2 separate regions of the Mus musculus genome follow, and region 2 is linked to region 1. Evidence: chromatin loops called from intact Hi-C (ENCODE). Cell type or tissue: heart. All regions are shown on one strand. Each heading gives the region's core, and the rest is flanking DNA. Links, peaks and the distances in the headings are about the cores only. Region 1 holds the start of Gm35630 (a long non-coding RNA gene). Region 2 holds the start of Lcn10 (lipocalin 10).

What was found. Hi-C counts contacts between places; a loop is a spot of excess contacts. Peaks named below come from ENCODE experiments on the same cell type or tissue, not always from the same donor. Only the 100,000 strongest peaks of a DNase experiment are listed, where the experiment ranks them.
Region 2: it touches region 1 in a loop (2.0-fold over the local background); 3 of 42 quality-filtered maps call a loop at or near these places.

What each region holds. Positions count from the first base shown.
Region 1 is chr2:25,632,933-25,635,834 of GRCm38, forward strand. Gm35630 (a long non-coding RNA gene) reads left to right here and starts at 2,212. Exons shown (of 4, transcript XR_866052.2): 1 at 2,212-2,692. It also overlaps a transcript of Fcna not described here. In heart, for the core only: a CTCF peak has its summit at 1,320 (motif pointing right); no DNase peak of the experiment used is centred there.
Region 2 is chr2:25,682,097-25,684,998 of GRCm38, forward strand. It overlaps Lcn10 (lipocalin 10), which reads left to right and starts at 630. Exons shown (of 6, transcript NM_178036.4): 1 at 630-791; 2 at 1,419-1,558; 3 at 1,933-2,003; 4 at 2,200-2,307. The coding sequence starts at 690. In heart, for the core only: a CTCF peak has its summit at 1,897; no DNase peak of the experiment used is centred there; H3K27me3 peaks cover 1,048 bases.

The sequences.
Region 1 (2,902 bases), core at 295-2,794:
GAGGATGTGAACTCAGGTCCGCAGACTTTCTGGCCAGCTCCCTGCCCATGAGCCTCCTCCCTGATTCCATCTTGGCTTTTGTTACGTGGGCTCTGGGGAGCAGTTCTCACGCTTGCAAGCACTTTACAGACTAGGCTGCATCCCAGTCCTGTAGCTGGTAGTCTTAGCAAGTTAGATTTTTCTTTCATTTGTTTTAAAATTTTATATTTGCTTTTTTTTTTTTTTTTTGATACAGGGTTTCTCTGTGTAGCCCCGTCTGTCTTAGAACTTGCTCGGTAGATCAAGCTGGCATCAAACTCAGAGCTCTGCCTGCCTCTGCCTCCCTAATGCTGTGATTAGAGATGTGTACCACCACCTCCTGACTTCCATTTTCTTTTTTATCTGTTTTTGTGGTAATGTGGGATTGAACCCAGGGCCTTGTGCAAGCTATGCAAGCTTTGTTCCATTGAGCTACAGCCTTGACTCTTTTTATCTCTTATTGTGAGACATGGTCTTACTAAGTTGCTCAGGCTGGCCTTGAACATCCTGTGTATCTTAGGCTGGCTTTGAATGCTCCTTGCAATCTTCCTTGGGGGACCACAAGGGAATCTGGCTGTTAGGCACCTCCGGCAGCAGGCCTCTGTTCCTCGTGGTTCTCGAGGAGGCAGGGAAAAGCTCAACGGTTGCCTGGGTTGGCTTCTACAGCTGCTCACCTCCCAGTGTGTCCTCACATGGCCTTCCTTGGTGGAGCTTATCCTGTGCCTGTCTAGTGTGGACTCCAGGTCTGCTGGCCTACTCTCAAACTCGTCTCCTGATGCTCAGCTCTCGGCAGACCATCCCCGAATGCAGGCAGGGTGCTAAGGCCTTGTCCAAGGACCCATGATAGCACAGTTTGTAACACTATCCTTCAGCCAGCCTGGCTCTGGCCCTGGGCAGAGGGGCCTTGGTGGTAGATGTTATAGTCCAGCAGTGTAGTGAGTGGCAAGAGCTGCCTGTGACTCAAGTTGGTCAAGGCCCTGGACAGGGAGAAGGACTGTAGTGCTTTCTTGTTTTTGTGATTCCTGGCTACCAATAAGTGGTTGCCAGACCCTTTATGACCTGGTCTTGGGAGGTCTTCCCCCTGTTGAGGGTGATCACAAGATACTCCTGGAGAAGTATATAGATATACTTCTAAGGCAGGCCTCACAGAATTCCCACTGTGGCTCAAGCAACCACAATTATGGCATTTCTCAAAGATCCAAGGCACACAGTTCATGGAGAGTTAGGAGGTGGGAGGGAGGAATGGGGATTCCAGAAAGAGAGCTAGAGGCCTATAGCAGGCGCTGCCTTTTTCTTTCATGCCAGAAGAGGGTGCTGGTGGCTGGAGGAGCAAAGTGTCCTTTAGGCTGAGTAGTTTTCCTGGGCTTCTGTGCAAAGGCCTTTGGTCTGGCTCTGGGTGGTGGTAAGAGGTACCCTGGCCCTTGTTATACCTCATGAAGTGCCATATTGCATGGCTCACAGAGGCCCATGGCATGTGGTCCTCCATCCTGTCTGTTTCCTGTACTCAGCATCCCTGTCAGCAGGATGCCACAAGAATATCCATGCTGACAAAATCTGGGGAGGTCTTCCTGTGTCCTCTCAGGAAGGGACGTTGGGTAGTTGGCAGATGGCCTCCTGACTCACTATAACCACAGTGTCAATATTGTTTCGGTTCAACATTTTCCTTGGTGAGGAGGAAGTTTGGAACACCAACCCCGGTAGAATTTGTATGAAAAGTTCGACAGACAGGTGAGAACTTCTAAGGAAGGAAGTCTCCTGGAACGGGTTGTGGGACTCCTGCCCGGAGCAAAATATTCAGCCATAGTTCTCATGGCAATTTATCTGTTCTATCTTCTTTTATTCTTTTTCTTACTTATGAGATGTTCCTGATGGCCTAGGCTAAGATCTTAAGCGAGAATAATGGGTACAAGAGCATCCCTTGGGATGGGGGCACTAGCCATGACCTTATCTCCAGGGAAGCCAGCGCTTCATTTTATAAATCATTTACAAGATAGTATTGATGGATAAAAACTTTCCCAACAATAAAATTTCACATGGCTACACGTGTGTCATCAGAAGTGGGCTTTGGTATGTTGTTTTAGAAAGCTTTAAATAAAAAGAATTAAAATAGTTTAAATTTATGTTTTGAAGAGTCACAAAAAGAACAGGTACTAGATGTTAAATAATAACTGACCATAAAAATGTATTGCCTTTTGCATCGATTCTGGCTCCACGTGGCTCACTCAGGGTATCACTCAGGGTGCATTGGTGGGGAAATGACTCCTTGTGGGAACACACTGGAGCGGTGAATCAGAGGTCTCAAGCCTTTACCATGGTTCCTGTTTGTCTTTCTGTTCGTCAAAGTTTGAGTCTGTCAGTCTGTTTGAACTTTATCTTGCAAGCGTTGGGAGGCTCAGAGAGCCTATGGTGTCTGGTGCAGTGTGGTCAAGTGTGATGGACAGACGTACCTTAACCTGGAGGGAGCCTGGAAGCCTCTGCTCCTTCTGGAACTGGCAAGACAATATCGGTGGCAGTGAGCCTTGCTATAACTGGTTGATCTGGCTCCTGCCTTATGGGCAGGAGCACCTGGTGTCTGTAACTGGGGCCTTTGAAGGGGCAAACTGTGTGTTGATTGTCTTTCTCTGTGTTCTTGAACTTGGACGCCCACCTGTGGCAGGGTTGCGCTGTCTGTATGGTGATTATTTTTCTCCGTGTTTGTTGGTATCTCGTTCTATGTTCTTGGACTTAGACTGACAGCAGTTTTTTGGACATTGGAAAGACTGAAAGACAAGTTGTTTATTCTCTGCTTCTCCGCATGACCCACTTGTAGGGACTTTTGACTTGTAGGTGATCAAAAGCAGTAGAGGAGAGAGTCTTTAGGCCAGGATCCTCATGGCACCCGTCG
Region 2 (2,902 bases), core at 403-2,902, 49 kb after region 1:
TGATGGCGGTGGCATGGAACTCTCAAAGGCTTGAGTCTGTGGGCCCTCATTCCAAATGGGATATCAGGTCTGGAAATGGTGGAATGATGTCATTTACTAGAAAGTAACACATGTGGGTAGGGTGGGGTAAGGGGGTCAAAGCTTGTGCACACACGAATGCACCTCCCCATCTCTTCCCTGCCCTGGAAGAGCATCACTATCCCCTCAGACTCTATATATAGCCTTGGGAAGGGAGTCCCAAAGCTTATGCCTAGCTGCTACTGCTTCCCTCCCTGCTGTTCTGTGTGCATAAATGCCCAAGAAGCTCGTCTCAGACACTCTAGGCTTCTGCCTATCACCTGGGTTATGAGAGTCCCAAGGCACCAGGGGTAGGTGAGGCCTTCCAGGCTGTAGTAGTATGCAGGTGTGTGTACTTCTAGCCCTTTAGTAGTGAGGGATATGAGGAGCAGCCTCCATATGGCTTCTGAGAACAATGAGGTGTCCATCTTCAGGGGCCTCCCAGGCAGCCAGTGTCTGCTGCAGCCAAAAATGGCCCTGCTGAAGTTCTCAGAAGGAGGGGCACAGCCTGAAGCCACACCTGCCCACCTCCTCCCCACCCATCGAAGCAGCCTGAGCTTGAGGACCCACCCACCCTACAACAGGACAGATACAGTGAGATACAGGTTTAAACTGACCTGCCCGAGCTAAGGATGAAGTTAGAGATGGCCCTATCCATAGCTCTAGCCCTGGCTGTGGTGTCCTGGACGCAGGAGTTTTTCCCTAAGGAGGCCCAGACTCTCAACTGGAGCAAGGTGAGCCACACACCCCTTGGTATTTTTATTAGGTGCTAGGGTTAAAGACTGCAAGGACCAACTCTAGCTATGAGACCATCTGAGGTAATGTCCCCAGCAGGAGGGCAGAGCATGGTAGCTGTTGAGGCCGGCCAGGTTGGTTACCTATTCTCTCCCACCATGGCCCCAGCCCTGGGACCCTTCACAGACACCTCCACAAAGGAGCTGAGGCTGTAAGAGGAGCAGCAGAGCCAAGCAGTCGATGTGTCCTGAAGCAGGACTGTGGGTCTCAGTGTGAATAGCACAGTCACAGAGTTCTTAGGAGCAAGGGATTTGCCACAGGGACGAGCTGGTGGCTAGTGGCTCAGGGGCAAATGGAAGGACTGAGTACTTGTGTCACAGGGAGGCCAAGAGGGAAGGGGCCTCTGAGGTGGGTAGGGTGGACCCAGCCCAGGCTTCAGCCTCTGGGGTATCTGACCAGCCAAGCACTGGATCCTCTTCATTCTAGTCAGGGACAGGGTAGAACTCCCCTGTAGATACAGATGAGCTCTGGGGCTTGGGAAAGAATCACTTACCGGCTCTGTCTGGGAGCTTGAACAGGCATCATGGTGTAGCAGCTCACACTATCCTTCCCCCATGCCTCGACAGTTTTCAGGCTTCTGGTACATTATTGCCATCGCCACAGACACCCAGGGGTTCCTACCGGCTAGAGACAAGAGGAAGCTGGGGGCATCTGTGGTCAAGGTGCACAAAACAGGCCAGCTCAGGGTGGTCATCGCCTTCAGCAGGTGAGCGGGTGTGATGTGGGAGTGATCCTGGTACACCTTTGCAGGTTAGCCGGGGAAGCGGAAACTGTGGAGTTCTGAGAGTAGCCTTGTTAGGTGCTTCCACTACCTCTTTGTCCCCTAAAACCCAAAGGAGTGATTTGGGGAGAAATAGTGAGTGGAAGGGAGAGGGAGTTGGGAGTGAATCTCTCAGCTCTGGGCAGGCCTTTGCCCAAATGAGAAGATTCTCCTCCAGACTGGCCATCTTGCCTCTCCACCTCCCATCCCCGGGATCTAAGGACAAAGGGCAAGTAGACTGGGAGAAGTTGGCTGTAGAAAGTGGCAGCCAGTGGTTAAGAAGAGCCCTCTGGCTGCAGCTCACAGTATCTGTCCTCCAGGCCTCGGGGCTGCCAGTCCAGGGAGGTGACTCTGAAGAAGGACAGGAAGAGACCTGTGTTCAGGAATACCCGTGAGTAGGATGTCTGCGCCACGGAAATAAGCAGGTCGGCCAGACACCCAGGGTGGGTGAGCAGGCTGGCCGTGGTTCCAGAGCTGCCTGAATTCCTTTGAATGACCTGGCCTGGGAAGTGAGGTCAGTGAGGGCTCTATCCTGTGGGTGGGCACGGATGGGCAGGCCTCGGTGACCACTGGCGCTTCTCTTGAAGTCAAGGGAGTAAAGGGCTTCCATGTGCTGTCCACGGACTACACGTACGGCCTGGTATACCTCCGCCTGGGGCGTGGAGGCAGCAACTACAAGAGCCTGCTGCTTTTCAGTGAGTACCATGTGTAGAATCATCTTTGGGTGTCAGAGGCATGATGAGTGTGCTCGGGGACCAGAGACATAGAGGTGGGGGAGGGTGAAGGGAAGACAAGGCTGGCTAACCCGGAGTGGGGGATGGTTGGTGAAGGGTGGTCTGAAAGGGGCTGGAGAAGTGGAGCTTGCTGTGAGTAGGGCTGGAGGTGGTGGCAGTGGGGTAAGTCGACTGGAGACCCTCACCAGGAGGGGTCTAGATGCAGGAGCTGCAGTATGAGACAGCCTATGTATGAGTGTTGGGGTGTTGCCTAAGCGGAGGTAGGGATGTGGAGTGTGAGTTCCGAGCTCTGGGAAATGGAGCATTAGGATTGGGTGGCTGGAGCTGATGGACGAGGGAGTGTTAGGGAAAGTACTAGGGAGGGTAGATGGAGGTGACATGATGGAAAGGAGGGCACAAGCCTGGGCTACAGAGGGGGATCTGTGAAAAGAGCAGAGCAGAGGAGTGTTTAGCAAGCAGTGGGCTTGGCTGTGCCCAGGGATGGGCTACAGTAGACTGTAGGAACAGAATGACAGTGAGAGGGAGCACGGAAGATCAGGATGCAGCCCTCCAAGTG